2 separate regions of the Mus musculus genome follow, and region 1 is linked to region 2. Evidence: chromatin loops called from intact Hi-C (ENCODE). Cell type or tissue: heart. All regions are shown on one strand.

What was found. A loop is a pair of places that touch in the nucleus more often than their neighbours do. Peaks named below come from ENCODE experiments on the same cell type or tissue, not always from the same donor. Only the 100,000 strongest peaks of a DNase experiment are listed, where the experiment ranks them.
Region 1: it touches region 2 in a loop (4-fold over the local background); 14 of 42 quality-filtered maps call a loop at or near these places.

Annotation. Positions count from the first base shown.
Region 1 is chr15:10,916,806-10,924,805 of GRCm38, reverse strand. It overlaps the pseudogene Gm29742. Among named protein-coding and RNA genes, the nearest start is that of C1qtnf3, 32 kb to the left of the region's middle. In heart, a CTCF peak has its summit at 3,506 (motif pointing left); no DNase peak of the experiment used is centred here; H3K27me3 peaks cover 1,416 bases.
Region 2 is chr15:10,977,615-10,985,614 of GRCm38, reverse strand. C1qtnf3 (C1q and tumor necrosis factor related protein 3) reads right to left here. Exons shown (of 6, transcript NM_030888.4): 6 at 5,453-7,099. The coding sequence ends at 6,940. Amacr (alpha-methylacyl-CoA racemase) reads right to left here and starts at 3,859. Exons shown (of 5, transcript NM_008537.4): 1 at 3,562-3,859; 2 at 2,122-2,265; 3 at 769-929. The coding sequence starts at 3,805. Gm34315 (a long non-coding RNA gene) reads left to right here and starts at 3,982. Exons shown (of 3, transcript XR_383838.4): 1 at 3,982-4,063. It overlaps Gm52174 (a long non-coding RNA gene), which reads left to right and starts at 7,096. Exons shown (of 2, transcript XR_003951471.1): 1 at 7,096-7,927. In heart, a CTCF peak has its summit at 4,095; a DNase peak (open chromatin) is centred at 3,874; H3K4me3 peaks cover 1,674 bases; H3K27ac peaks cover 1,561 bases.

The sequences.
Region 1 (8,000 bases), 61 kb after region 2:
CCAGCATTCTTTACAATTTGGGAGATGTGTTGGCAAAATCATGGGTAAGATCTCTTAAGTAGGGTTACTATTTCTGTGATGAAACACATTGGCCAAAAGCAAGTTGGGGAGGAAAGAGTTTATTGGGCTTACATTTATTTCTGTGTTGTAGTCCCTGATTGAATGAAGTCAGAACAGGAACTCCAACAGGGTAGAAACCTAGAGGCATGACTTGATGCAGAGTCCATAGAAGGTGCTGCTGAATGGCTTGCTCCCCATGGCTTGCTCAGCCTGCTTTCTTATAGAACCCAGGACCACCAACCCAGGAGTGGCATCACCCATTGTGGGCTGGGCCCTTCCTTACCAATCACTAATTAAGAAAAATCCCAATCTTGTGGAGCATTTTCTTAAGTGAGATTCAAGGCACCTGGAAAACTGGCCCAGGAAATACAGTGAATCACTGTTGCTGATGGCAGAGAAGAAACAAACTGTTCAGGGTGGAGTATAGCTCAGTTGGTAGCACACTTGCTCAGTGCACAGCAAGCCTTCGGTTTGATGCCCAGCACTGATTAAACCTGAAATCCTAGCACTTGGGAGGTGAAGGCCAGCTGATCAGCCATTTAAAGTCACTTAAGCCTAGCCTGGGGTGGGGAAGAGAGAGAGAGAGACTTTGCACTGGGTTAAACAACCGCTTGTTTGTTTGTTTCTTTAATGAAAAAGTGCTTCACTGTGTGTACTCAGAACCTAATAAAGGGATAACAAAATCTACAAAGTGCTTGCTAGAGATTCAAGTGTAAATTTTTCAAAAATTAATCCCCAGAATAAGCATCATCATGGCTCTGGCAGCAAACACAAAGGCATAGGACACTGGGTAGATACTCACAGGCTTGGAGGCCACTAAGGATGGCCCTTCCCCCATAAGCAATAGCTTGTAGAACCCAGTGCTGTTTGCTGGTCCCAAGTCTTGGATCTGAGTCATTTCTCTGTCCCTAGATAGAAACAGGATGCTCTGAACTGCTGGAACAGAACCAACAACTGTCTAATTGTGAAATTATGATCTACCTGGAGGATTTCTGAAAATAGCAAGGACACTATCCAAGTTATTCCAAATCACCCTGCTATTGGGAAAAAAAAGCTGTCTGTTCCAGGGCCATTAGAAATAGCACACAGAAATTGCACAAAATGTGGATAGGCAATTGGTCAGTGACAACTGTCTGTTGGCCATGGTACACTCTCACCTCCAAGTAATAAACTTTGTGTGGGTTGTCTCGTTTCTTTCTCTACAGTTCTCTAAGACCAAATATATGAGGGGAATCCAGAGCGAGATTCCAGTGGCAGAAGGATGCTCTGCAGTTGGTCAGCGGACAGATCAGAGTCCCAGATAGGCATGGAGTCATTCCTTTGTCTTCCACTGCTCACCCCCGAGTCTTCACAGATGGTGACTTGAACAACCAAAAGTCCTCTTTCAGTGAGGTCTGTCAGAGGGAGGCCTTGGAGAGTCTCTTTTCACATTTCATTCTTTACATTTGGAGACTTCCTTTAACACCTCCTCATACAGAATTCCATATGCATAAGAAAATGGGTTATAAAACTGTTCAGTCAAACAGCCTGTGGTAGTCTGAATAAGAATGTCTACCCCTATAGGCATATATATATATATATATATATGTGTGTGTGTGTGTGTGTGTGTGTATATATATATATATATATATATATATATATATATATATATGCTTAGTCACCAGGGAATGGCATTATGTGAAAGAACTAAAAGGATTAGGAGTCTCTTATATCTCTCTCTCTCCTCTCTCTCTCTCTCTCTCTCTCTCTCTCTCTCTCTCTCCCTCTCCCTCCCTCCATCCCTCCTCCCTTCTCCCCCCTCCTTCCCTCTCTCTCTCCCCCTCTTCCTCCCTCTTCTCTCTGCCGGCAAATCAGGATGCAGCCCCTTGCTTATGCTCCAGCATCATGCATGTCACCATGCTCCTCACCATGATAATGGACTAAGCCTCTGAAACTGTATGCAAACCCCCAGTCAAATGCTGTCTTTTGTAAGAGTTGCCATGGTCACAGTGTCTCTTCACAGCAAAGGAACAGTGATTAGGACTCAGCTGCTAAGCCATGGCTGGCCCCCAAATGTCTCTGCGTCTGCATTCATGTTATGTAAACTTGGAACCAGCTCCTCAAACTCCTTCTCCTCAGTACCGTTCTCCAGATCTGTAAGGAACCCAGTCTGAAACTGACAGACAGGGCATGCCACTACTCGTCTCTCCTGGGTGACTCTGAATTAACAGAGCCTTAAACACTGGCACCTACGGTGGCCTCCATGGCCAAACCTAAATTGCCTCTAACCATTATTTAGCTTCTATGACAAAAAGCCCATTTGCCTAAGTTTCCTTGTAATGAGTTAGAATAATTATTTAGTGCTGCATGAACAACCTGCTATACAACTTAGTCATTTCTTAATAAACCTTGTTGTTAAATCCTAGAGCTATAAGTCAACAACATTTCTAGACACCTAACCTAGTACATGGTAGCCATAATGATGCCAGAGGCTGATGTAACAACCATCTGTGATAAGTCAAGGCTTGCCCAATCTGTCCAGTCAGTACTTTGGCAGGGGATAACAGAACACCATGATTTCTCAGGGGATAACTGAACACCATGATTTCTCAGGGGATAACTGAACACCATGATTTCTCAGCAAGGGCAAAGACAATAAACATAACCATAGAGGGAGCACATGGAGAGGGGCTTATTACATGGAGCACATTAAGAAGACCACTGGGACACACTCCTAGGCAAGCTCAATTTAAGATGTACAGCGCTGAACCAGCTTGCTGTGGGTCCCTGGATCAAAGACGAAAGGGGCCAACCACATTCCTGGGCACCCTTAGCCCAAACTCATGGAGAACGCTGTGAAGACCGAAACAGAACAAGTGCAGTCATGAGAGTACACAGCTAGGGTATAGAGATGGTAGATAAGTCAGTTCTGGGTATGTACAGCTGTTGCATAAAGAGAGTGGGTCATTCAGTTCTGGGCATGTTCAACCTCTTTTTCCCAAGGGACTTTGGCTGGAATCAAAGAAAGAGACACTGTGAAGGTGACTCGCTGTAGGACTTTTCACTCAAGGGCTCCTGCATTGCTTGTGTGCGTTCTCTGTTGTCCTGAAATGTTGAGCCTTCGCTTCTTCTACTACCGAATTTCTTTCACGTGTGTGAAAGTGTTTGCATATTGAGCTTCCATATCAGACTCACGTGCACCCTATATACAGTAAAATTGTGTTCTCCTCCTAGGCATCTCTTTGGTCTCAGCTATAGTGGTGACATCGGCTCTGCTGCAGCATGTAGCCCGCAGAGATTCTGTCATAAACACAGACATCTCCATCACAGCTCACAAGAGCTGGGAAAATCGATCTGCTCAATAGATGAATTTCCACAGATTCAGATAGGAAGGGGAAATTTTTTACCCAACTGAGAAATAGTTTTGGATTTGAGAGTAGCTTGTGTTGGGCAATAGCACCCTCTGCCGGACCTTAGAAACAACAGGAAGCTTCACCTGTGAAGCTTGAAGCGGGTGTGTCAGGAGCCTTTGACCACCACCTGTGACAGTTCCTTTTGTCAGTCAGAGCTGTCTTCCCAAGGCCGCTTGGAATATACTGGCTCCACTCCTTCCCCCAGCCAGGGTGGCTTACTCTACCTCCTCCCCTTTTCCTCCTTGCCCTTCAGTTCCTCAAAACTGTAGCTCAGACCTTGAGATCAGGAAGGACAATGAAGAAAGTGATCTGTGTCAAGGAACTAATGGATACACACTAGACAATACAGCCTTTCCTCCATCTCAGTATCACTCCGAGAACATTTATTAATGGCATCTTCTTGAGACAGTAACAAAGCACTGGTCGTCTGGCTAGAGGGTCTAGATAAGAAAGGGAGTTAGTGGGAGCTCTGAGAGACAAACAGCCCAGTAGTTTAGGACCCTGGTTATTCTTGCAGAAGACCTGGGCTCAGTTTCCAGCACCCACATCAGGCAGCTCATTACTACCTGTAACTCCCATTACAAGAGATCTGATGTCCTTTTCTGGTCTCTGTGGGTAACTGTAAGATTAAGTACACACACAGACTCCCACATGCACATAAAACTAATGAATAGTTTTTAAAGGAGGAGAATTGGGTGCTATGGAGAGGGTGGAGGAGAGAGACATCTCAGACCAAAGGAGGGAACACTTCTATAAAGTCTTCTCCAGTTAAAAGTAGCAATCATCACTTTACTGTGATAGATCATGAATGTTTTAGGGGTAAAATGTATCTTAAGGGTCAGAGGTTGCCTTTGGTAAAACTTCCATACTGCTGTTCTCGAAGAGTTCGCTGAGTACTTAGAGATATTATTATGACAACGGGTTTGCCTTGAGGAACTGAAAAAAACGCTGCCCTCGAACCTTTATTGAGCAAACACATTCTGCAATTCATGACTTGGCTAAACTTAGGTTAAGTAATGAAATCTTTTCCTTAAATTACATAGCAAAGATTTAAAAGATTGAATACTAGTTTGCACATTTCCCTCTTGATTTGAATTTTCTCCCTGCTGGCATTACTAGATTAGCAATTGACCTCCAACAGAGGGCACCTTGCAGATGTCTCCTTACTGAGAAATGTGGATGTTTAAACAAATGCATAAACCCTTTCCTTGCATAGCACTGCCTGAGACCCCAGGCCACAGCTCATTCTCCGGGTTGGAACACTTCTCTGCTGGCCCCAAGCTTCTTTCCATATGGTTCTCCATGGAAGTGGTTTTCAACTGTTTTGTAACTTTGGGGTTTCTAAATTCTAATAGAAAAAAATCAAAAATGTTTTGAAAAGGAGGAGATAAGATAATGTTAAGAACCTTTAAAACACTAAAACTTCATTTCAGAATGACTAATGTATACTTGAAACTTCCTTTGACCATGTCAAACTTTTTCAGCAAATTTAACCCTGTATAGCTTGAGAGACAGCACTAACCCTAGAACTGAAAAACAAACAAAACCAGAACAAAGTAAAAGAGAAACCAGTTTAGCACCATTCTGCTGTGTTGGGTTGAGTCTGGTTAGTAATCGTCTTCTTCTCCAGCTGTTCTCATTCTCCTAGAGGCTTTCCAAACGGTTTCTGATTGGGCACTGGAGGCTTTGATTATGGCTCTTTAACACTTCAACCTCCCTTCTAGCCCAGCACCCACAAGAGGTAGAGGAAAAGAAAGGTTAATCTGATACCGGAGTCGTAGATCTGTTTAGAAATAGTTCTTTGGGGTGATTCCAAAGATCATTGTCAGCAGTGCAGGCCATTAGCAAAACACCAAACATGAGTCAGTAGCAGTGGCTTGATCCAGAAGAAACTGTGAGGCTCCACCAATTGCCACAAGTCCACAGAAGTGGTGAGGAGCAGCTGGAATGCCACCAGGAGTCCTTTGGTGTGTTTCTCGCTACAAAGTCATGACAACAGAAGATCATCGAGGAAAGCAGTGCAGGAGCACCCATTCACTCTGTGTTGGGTTAGACTTACCCTCTTTCCAAACATCACATATCCTCCCAGGCACATGCTCCAGCAAAACATCACATGTCCTTTCACCAGGCAGCTTCAACATCTCTGTGTTCAGCAAAACCTAAGACAGTTCACAGAGAAACATCACATGACTCAACTGAGCCTCCAACGAAATCAGAAATTCCCACTTTGGGGCATCAGTGATTCCTAGGATGAGGGCTGGATATTATTATTGTCCAGGTTCATAGGTGGTAGTAAAGCAGCTCTGAAGGGTGACCGGGTCTATCCAAACTTCTTAGCTTGAAGGGACTCCAGTGTACAGTTCTTCTCCTTATCCTTCCACTTCACAGATCGGGACCAACAGGAAGAGCAACTTTCAAAAGTACAGTTTGTCAGCCGGGCATGGTACCACATATGTTTTCCAGTTTGTTTTCTATTGCTGTGATAAATAATGTGACCAAAAGCAGCTCTGGGGAGGAGTTTTGGGCTCACATTTATTTCCACATCACCATCCATTATCAAAGGAAGTCAGGACAGGGGTTCAAGCCAGGAACCTGGAGGCAGGAACTGAAGCAAACACCATTGGGGAGCACTGTTTACAGACTTGCCCTTTGTTGTTTACCAAACTTGCTTTCTTATACAACCTGGACCACCTGCCCAGAGATGACAATGCCCACAGTGGGCTTAGTCCTCCCTCATTAATTAGTAATCAAGAAAATCTGCACAAGCATACGGACAGACAGGTCAATTTAAGGGAGTCATCAAGTGGAATTCCCTTTTCTCAAGTATGTCTAGGTTTGTATCAAGTTGACAAAACCTAACCAGCACAGCTGTGATCTCAGCACTCAGAGGTGGTGTGGAAAGGACCATGTGTTCAGGACTGGCCCTGGCAGCAGAGTAAGAAAGCAAAGGCACCATAAACAGAAGGCTGCCTTAGTGCTATCTCCCAAGCTACTCAAATGCCATGCAACAGAACCCATTTGCCCAGCCATACAAAGGGCAGCAGGTGATACTTCAGAAGTTGAGCTTTACTACATCCATGGAGTGCTGTAAGCTTATCAAGAAAAGTCATTCATTCATTCATTCATTCAATCATTTTGTTGTTGTTGGTGGTGGTGGTGTTAGCAGAATATTTTTTTTATTCAGAAAAAAATATGTTTTCTCCAAACACACACAGAAAGGGGTAAGGGGAGGTATCTGTTTGTCCAGCCCCAACTCCCAGCCCTGAAAATCCCATGTGGTTTTTGCAGCAATAAGGAATATGAGGTAATGACCCAAACGAAAATGGCTTTTTGTATATGGGGGGGGTGTGTGTGAAAAGAAGGGGTGCAAAAGCTGAATGGAGCGATGGGAGAGGGGACAGATGGGAGAGGGGACAGATGGGAGAGGGGACAGATGGGAGAGGGGACAGATGGGAGAGGGGACAGATGGGAGAGGGGACAGATGGGAGAGGGGACAGATGGGAGAGGGGACAGATGGGGTCAGTCAGTACAGGGAGGCCATTCCGTAACATGTTTTGTTGATCAAACCACCATGAAAACCTTTTTGCCCATTAGCAGTATCAGTGTCTTGGTAGTCATGGTGAGAGTGACATTGAAGGTAGGTTCTCCTCCATGTTCTTGGTACAAAGATCCTTTTTAAATTTCCCATCCTGCAGCAGTGAATACCACATCACAGAACATTTCTGGGCCCCAGGTGTCAGCCCATTTATGAAAAATCTTGACTGGCCATTGCCTACCAAAACACCAACCTCAACTGGCTTAATGCTAATGAAAGTCTTCCTGGGGACAGCAGCCCAGATCGAAGGTGAGTCCTTGTAGCCAACGATGGCTAAAGGTCTGCCAAGAGACTGTCCATGTAAGTGTTCCACCCAGCCCTGGCATTGCTGCCAGGACCTCATGTTGGCCTTAGGCTGGGCACAGCCTGGACTCCAGCTAGAAGGCAAGCTCAAGAAAGAATTTAAGACATCCTGAAGGTAACAACTTAACACGATAATTCACAGCTGCATAATAAATGCCACCATTTCAGTTATGGTTATAGTCCATAATCTAGCGCAGATGAGTAGGATTCTACCGTACATAAATGAGGTGAAAAGTAAGAGCTAGGCTTTCTGACCTGGAACAATGGAGGAATGTTGCAATTGTATTGTCTCTTAGTCCCACAAGAGCTCAAAAGCTATTAGACAAAGATCAGTAGCACTATGAGGTGTCAAGAAATACAAAGCCCTCGAGTCATCACAATATTAAGCAACTACTCAATCCCATGCCTGTAATTTCCAGGTAAGAATCGTTATGAAATGAATATTAATCCTGAGAGTTCAACCCTTTCTCTCTGGTGTCCTCCAACATCTCAATTTTAGCTATTACACAGAATTCTTAGACAAAGAACAAAGACTTAATCTACTGCATTCCTTTCCTGGTGGCCTCCCCTGGTTCAGCAGATTCCCCTTCATAGCCAACCATCTGTTTTGGAGGACACAGAACTTTTGTCTTGGTATTCTGCCAAGAACA
Region 2 (8,000 bases):
GAATCATACCCGTGCCAGAAGCTGAGGAAACTATATATTCACCCAGGCTGAAGATAGAGATCACACAGAGAAAGGACTCAGCTGGAGGAAATGAGTGTTCACACAGAGAAACGTGAAACTGAAGCATCTCCTAAGAAAGGCAGCAAGAGGTCGGGACAGGAAGGCCCGCCTTCCTTAGCATCTCTAAGAACCTGCTCCACTGGCTGCAAACCACTGCTGAAACTCAGTTTTGAAGGATCGTTACTTGGTAGCTCTAGTTTAATCATAAAAGATAACTTGGAGAAAAACATTGAAATACAACACAGGAATCAGGCGAGTTGTTACAAGTTTAGAGCATGCTGCTAGAGATGGCTTACTGGAGATGCCTGCAGCCATGATTGACAACCTGAGTTCCCCAGAAGCCATAGGTAAAGGAGGATACTGACTCTCCAACCTTGTCCTCTGACCTCCAGATACATTCTTACACACTCACACTAAATAAATAAGGTTTAAAGCACCCCATAGGTGGCTTCAATATGGCATTCTGATGCATACAAAAGGGTGAGGCTATTTTAAAGCAAAGGACCTCTTGCCAGACATGTTGGCATTTATCTTTAATCCCTACATTCAGGAAGCAGAGGGAGGGGGGGCTTCCTGAGGTCCAGGACAGCCAGACCTACCCAGAAAGACCCAGTCTCTCTCACTCAGAAAGATTTGAGGCAGTCACACGTGATACTGAGGCACAAATGGCAAACCTAGCATCCCGCTCTGCCCCCAACTGATACTCACCATGCTTGAATCGATGACCTGCCCTCGGCCAGAGCGTGTGCGTTCAAAGAGAGCCAGCACAATGCCCAGTGTGCACATGAGGCCTCCACCGCCAAAGTCAGCCAGGAGATTCAGCGGTGGGTAGGGGTTCTCACCGCTTCTGCCAATCTTTGACAGAACGCCTGCACCATGGACAACAAATTGAACGCCCCTTTTAAGTGAACACAAGAATACCTTAGCAGGACAGCCGATTTTTATAGTCACTGCCCTAAGTGAAAACGGTGCACAATGCTCTTCAAACTATGAATCCACTGAGTCCACTTACAAAGCGTCCTCTTACATAAAAGCAAGCAAGCAAACAAACAAACAAAAAGATTTTAAAAAACCATCCCAACCGACATTTTCAATATTTTATTAAAGTCTTCACTAACTAAGTTTTAAAGAAGACATATTACTACCCATTTTTTCCTGGCTCTAAAACAGTATAATTCATTTTGAATTTTATTAAAAAGAGATATAAGAATATAATCATACCCAAAAAGGAACAGGAATTAAGTTTTGAAAATATGTGGAAAGCCCATTTTATACTTTGGACAGTCAGGAAGGTTTATATTCAACCTTTCAATATCTTCTTACAGAGAGTAGATTTGCTTTCATCAGTAACATGCAGTTCTTATACATAATAGAGCCAGGCTATTTGAAAACCCGTCCTCACGGATGCAGATTCTAACGAAGTGATAGCGAGACCTGAAAACCATGGGCTTTGAGCCGGGTTCACAGATGTCTGGAATGATGGCTCCAAGTGATTCGTGGTGAAGGAATGTCAGAATCAAACTGAATCAACTTTCCCACTAAGTAGAGTGACCAGCCATCATATTACCTTGCCTCTCACTCCTAGTCGGGGCTTCCTTAAAACTGACTTCCCAATTGTAGGAAACCAGTGCTACTACTGATTATTAGCCCTCAAATGGGTTAGGGTGGGGACAGAGCTTAAGGACAGCAGTTCTAGCAAATCAACCCGTTTTAACAACCACGTTCTCTCTGCCAGATGCATTAACATCTTCACATTTTTAAATTCGTGTTAATCAAGGCTGGGGCTAGAAAGAGAGCTCAGTGGTTGAGAATATGTACTGTTCTTCCAGAGGACCCAAGTTCGATTCCCAGCACCCACCTAGAAGGGTTTGCAACCTACCATGGTCCTGCTCCAGGTGATCCAGGACCCTCTCACCAGCATACATACTCACATGCATATAACCACATACACACATAATGAAAAATAATTAAATGTTTAAAAAACCCTTGTTAAGCAATGTAACTGTACTTCCTGATTTTGGAGCCAGTTCAAATTATTTTAGAAAAGCCTTTCAAACCTACCTGATAAAGCCAAATAGTTGATGTCATGGCCAGCTACTTTGGAGAAAATTCCCGATTGGCCAAATCCGCTCAGCCTGGCATAGATGAGCTTTGGATTGTCCTGCAGTAGAGTCTCTGGCCCAAGCTGGAGTTTCTCCATGACACCTTTAGAGGAAAGCAATCAATTGTTTTGTGGTTGTTGTTTTTGTTTGCTCCTGGGACAAGGACTGAGGTGCATATATCACATATCAAAATAGACCTGGCTCCAGGTCCTCCTCGCAGCACCCCTCAGTTCCTTCCTGGCATATGCTCCAGCCCCCAACCCTGAACTTTCCATCCCAGACCTGGGCTGCTCTTCCCCAAGAGGCTCTTCTCTATACAATCCAGACATTTTAAGCTCCCCATTCCTCCTCTTCCTCTTCCTCCCCCCCCCCCTATGACCTTTCTTTCTCTCTCCTTCCCTATCCTTCCTTTCCCCATGGACACTTCCCTGGTCCTTAGGGCCAGTGAACTGCTAGAGAGGAGCTTCCCAATAAACCTGCCTTTAATATAATCTAATCTGGCTTGAACTGGCTCGTTTCACACGCAGAAAAATAACCCTAACCTATCAGTTTTGTTTTTAAAGAGAGCACGAATCAAAGATGGGAATAATTCCTTTTACGGGGCAAACCAAAAACACACTCTTGCAAGTGATACTAACAGTGTTTGTTGTGATTTTGGTGAAAGTTGTCAGAATTAAGAGTCAACTGAAGAAACTAATCACACTGACCCACCCTCATCTTCAATTGGAGCATTTTTACATTGTGACATAATCTTAAATGTTACAGTACTGTCCTCAGATATGCTTGTGAGAACTAAAAGAGTTAAATATAAATATGCCTAGACACCCACTCCCGTCCCACTTATTGTCAAATTTACTGTCGTCCTGGTATCTACCAGGCAATATTAGTAAGGGGCTGGTTGGAATGGATTCTCTGAGCTAATACAGAAGGAATGCCTTCAGATTTGGTTCAGGGTTTGTGACAGTTGCAAATACCAATGTACAGTCGGATGGAGGTGCATGCCACCAAGCATGCAAGTGCTCAAAACTGATACTGTTAACAAATTGGTCGTTTGTCTACAGAGCACTAAAACAATGTTTTCATATGGCCCAAAGTAAATGAGGTGATCTTGAAGCTGGAACTTGGAAATACCAGCAATTAGAGAAAGGTTAACCATGGTCTGTGAATGGCTTTAGAGCATGGGTATATCACATATCAAAGGGTCAATGACTCTATTCCTATGTGAAGCTTTTCAGTCTATCTCTTGCACTAGATTCTCGTACGGTTCAATACCTCCAAATAATAAAGGCAAATCTGGGGGGGGGGGAATCAAGCAAATTAAAAGTCTTAAGAAGGAGTCAGAGAAGCTGGGAGAAATCGGGCAGGAGGGAATGTCATCTCGCAGCACCGCAGGGCTCACCGCAGCGGAAGGGCTCCAGCAACACGTCCGCGCGTGCGCACATGCGCCGCAACACCGTGACTCCCTGAGAGCGCTTCAGGTCCAGCGCTAGCGAGCGCTTGCCTCGGGCCAGAAAATTCTCGCCCGTGGAGCCCAGCCGGTTCACGCGCACCACCTCGGCGCCGAAGTCCGCCAGGACCATTCCGCAGAACGGCCCCGGGGCCAGGCCTGCCAGCTCCACAACCCTGACGCCACGCAGCACCATGGCCAGCCTTAGGGTGAGAGCGGAGCGGCTCGGCGCCCGAGCCACAGTTTATCTGCCCCGCCCCCTGCACCCCGCCTCGCCCCGCCCCGTCCGGGAAGGCTGCGCGCTTGCGCACTTCCTGCCCACCCTAGCATTGGATCAGTTGGTTTAGCTGCTCAACTTTGGTTTAGGTCATGAGTTGTGTCCTTGACCCCATGTTGTGCGAGTCCTCTTCGGACACTTTCATCGAGCCACCTGAATCGCTACCCTCACCCCCCAGTAAGTGATTAAAGGCACTCAACTCCTTAGATCAATGTAAGAAGGCAACCACTGGGTGTCTCCCTCGCCGCCCTGAAAACTAGTTGTCATCCTGCAACTGTTTGAAACCTCTCCTAGATGCCCATAGGGCCAGGGGTGTAGACCAGTTGCTAAATCCGTGCGCGGAGTCCAGCACCGCTTAAAACGCCGGTGTTGTGCACGCGGATAATCCCAGCATTTAGAAGAGTCTGGGATATCAGAATTATTCATCTCAGGTTAAATGGGAGAGTTTTAGAAGTCAGTTTGGTTTGTCAGCTGTCAGTTTTACGGACAGTTACAATTTTGAGTTAGAAACTTTTTTCAGCCTTTAAAATGCAACAAAATAATCACAAATATTCCATCCTCATTTACAGGTCCTTTTTCCCTTAGTAATGGGGGGAGCTTGCAGGTAGCCAGATGCAGCTCTAGGAAACTGAATAGAGCCAGACTTGAATGCTAGAAATCTCCCATACCCATTCTTAACAAGTGAGGAAGATAATAAAAGCAAAGGCGAAATGCTACATAGTTGTAGCCAAAACACTTTTAACCAGCTACTGAGTTTTAAGATATTTCAGGGAAAGGGGTCTGTGCTCTCTCAGAATGAGCAGCCTCGTGGTAAAGGCAGACAACTTCCACATGGTCCCTAATGCTCTCTGCTTGTCTGATGCTGTCTCAAGTGCCTACCCTTGCTCCAGCCTTGTTCTGTCCTATTATTTCCTTTGCATTTTGATAAACTGGAATGGAAAAATCTCATGGAAAGGTATGGCTGACTTCCACATGGAGACATTAACATTTTATCAGGGTTGCTGCCTTTCTATTTTTCTGAAAAAAAAAAAACAAACAAAAACAAAAAAACAGTGGTACAGATGTGGCTTGAATGACTTAAGCTTACATACAGGATCATGTACACATGAATCACAAGTCTTAGCCAGCATAATGTTTTACAAATCCTCCCAGAGTAGTGAGTTATCCAGAAGCCCCCCGCAAAGCAGACTGTGTGATAGGAGATCTCAACACTGCAGATCTTTTCTCTGGCCAAAATTCTCTTCTAAAAGCTAATCAGGGGAACAATCATATGAATTATGCATAGGCAATTGTGTCCAGATATTTTTAAAATGAGGGATATTCATGGTGCATTATTTGTAATAAAGCCTGGAATTTTTGGCATGTGGCACACAACTGTTATCCCAGCCCTTGGAGGGTGGAAGAAGAGCCATCAGGAATCCCAGGTCATCCTTGGCTATACAGCAATTTCAAAGCTAGCCTGGGCTACATGAGACCCTGTTCCAAATCAATAGCAACAACAACAATGACAACAACAATAACAAAATATATAGACGCAAACAAAAAACCTCCTAAAGCAAAAAGATTAAATAAGTAAGAAGCTTTAAATTTTTAAATTTTATTTTGTAATTGGTACGAGTTTTTTGCCTGCATGTGTGTCTGTGCAGTGTAGGCATGCCTGGTGCCTGCAGAGGCCAGAAGAGGGTGTTGTATCTGAGGGCAAGATGGCTGTAAGGTGACACGTGAACGCTGGGCAGCAAAAGTCAGTCCTCTGGGAAACAGCCAGTGTTCTTAACCGCAGAACCGCTTCTCCAGCCCCCAAATTATGTTACTATCTGTGTCAACTTATAGCAGGTAGCATAATGGTGTTTTGGTGGCAAATTTAATCCTTTTTCTTTATAGATTCTGGGATGGGGAAAGCTAGGCAAAAACCATCTAGCACCTTCTATAACACTGTGGCATATTAAAGTTGATTTGTGAACATTAGTCAAGTATGATAATAGAGAAAATAATATCATTTTTATTGAAAACATTTAAGACATGTTGTTATGGATCTCATAAATGGAATACACTTTACTTTGCATCCATTTGTCTGCCTGTATTTAATTAAGTTTACAGACCATTCAATATAACACGGTGTATATAAAAATTTGGGTATAATTCCCAAATTAAAAAAAATGTGATAACTTCTGTACTATATCAGCCTCATCTTACCTCAGCTTGTTGTACAGAGTCAAGAGAGCTCTACCACAGCCCCAGGAATGCAATGGCAAAGAGAAGATGTGGCAAGCCAGATGGGAGAAAAGTTTATATCTGCAAGTCTAAGCCAGTAGAACTCAATATTATCTACATGGGGTTGTTTGTTTGTTTTAAAAGAGGAGCCAATTATTTGTGAGCATTGTAAATAATTGCCCTATCTGAAGGTTACCTGAAATGACTAAATGTATTTTATTAATGAGTATAAGAATAAAACCCACTAAACCAAATGCTATTTCCCAGTTTAGACTTCAGAAGTGTTTTTCCTATGTAGAGTCTAGTAAGTGGGCTTATTTTTGCCCCATCATAATCAGGCTAGTCTCTGAAATATTATGAACAATGAGCTGAAAACTTGGTTGACTCGAAAGCCAATATTACATTTAAACAGAGCACCAAAACTCTATGCAAATGCATCCTTTGAGGTGAGTGCTTTTTTTCCAGCCTGTATCAGGTGGCAATCCCTTTAGACATGTAGAGAAGAGTGATGAAAATGCTGAGTATTTCCCAAGGTCATCTGGAAAGATTACCTTGTGGTCTATTCTTAGCCCCTGAAGCATCCAACATTATTGGTATGCCATTAGAATGAGTAGCAGTGAGCCCCTGAAGCATCCAACATTATTGGTATGCCATTAGAATGAGTAGCAGTGAGCCCCTGAAGCATCCAACATTATTGGTATGCCATTAGAATGAGTAGCAGTGTGACCAATGCAACACTTAAATGCTCCATAAAGAACCCCCGACTTCAACATCCTTCATATCCTAACAACCCTAGCTCAGCTATAAATTGCCCCCAAAGTGGAGATATCCTGTCTTCCTTGTCACTTAGTTTCAAAGAGCAGAAAGCCTGCGAAGGTGGAGAAGCGCTGGTGGTCCCCGTGGAGGGCACCGTTGCCCATTCTTAGCCAGACTTCATCTCCTTTGGCCAACTTCAGCACTGCATGGTTGCTGGATGTATCTGATTTTCCCTTTGTTTCATAGCTGGGAAGAAAAAGAGGAACACACTAGTTAATCTTTGCAGTGTAAACCCGGGTCTTCAGTATATTCTGTCCATATCTTCACCTATGCTTTAGTTGAGGCTATGTGTTACTTAAATGACATGAAAGTGGAAATAGCATGAAACACTTCTAGAACTGTCTATTAAAACCTACCTCCTTCTTTCCTTTCCCTTGCCTCTAGATGATCAACAGCAATTACTATGATGGCCTTGAAAGCCATTCCTAAACATCTGGGTTCTTAAAGATGTAGCAGAGAGCTCTCTTACCCCTGCTCAGACTAGGAACATATATACAGGATTATCTTACCAAGCCTCTCTGGACTGTTAGATGAGGAAGAAGGAAAGCTCTACTATATTATCCTTGACCCTTTACATAGAGTCTTCATTATAATGATTTATTTCCTTCTTGTTAGTCTGGAATCTGATATTCAACAAAGAGACTGTCAACAGCTAAAGTGAAAATATATTACACTTGCTAACAGCCAGACTGGAGGCAATGTGGAATTAAACATTGTGAGCTAGGAAGAGAAAGACTGGTGTGTGGTAGCTTGGATGAGAATGGCCTCCACAGGTTCATATATTTGAATGCCTACTCCCAGTTGATTGACTGCTTCAGAGATACGGCCTTGTTGGAGATGTGTAATGGAGGGATGGCTTTGAGGTTTCTAAAGCCCATATCAGTCTCATTCTCTCTCCTCCTGCAAACTTGTGGACAGGATGATGTTGGCTCTCAACCACTCCTTCAGTGCCATGCTTGTCTGCCTGCTGCCACGCTCCCCACCATGATCTTCATGGACTTAGCCTTTGAAATGGTATGGAAGGCCTCCAACTAAATGCTTTGTTGTATAAGTTGTCCTGGTCATGGTGTCTCTTCACAGAAATAGA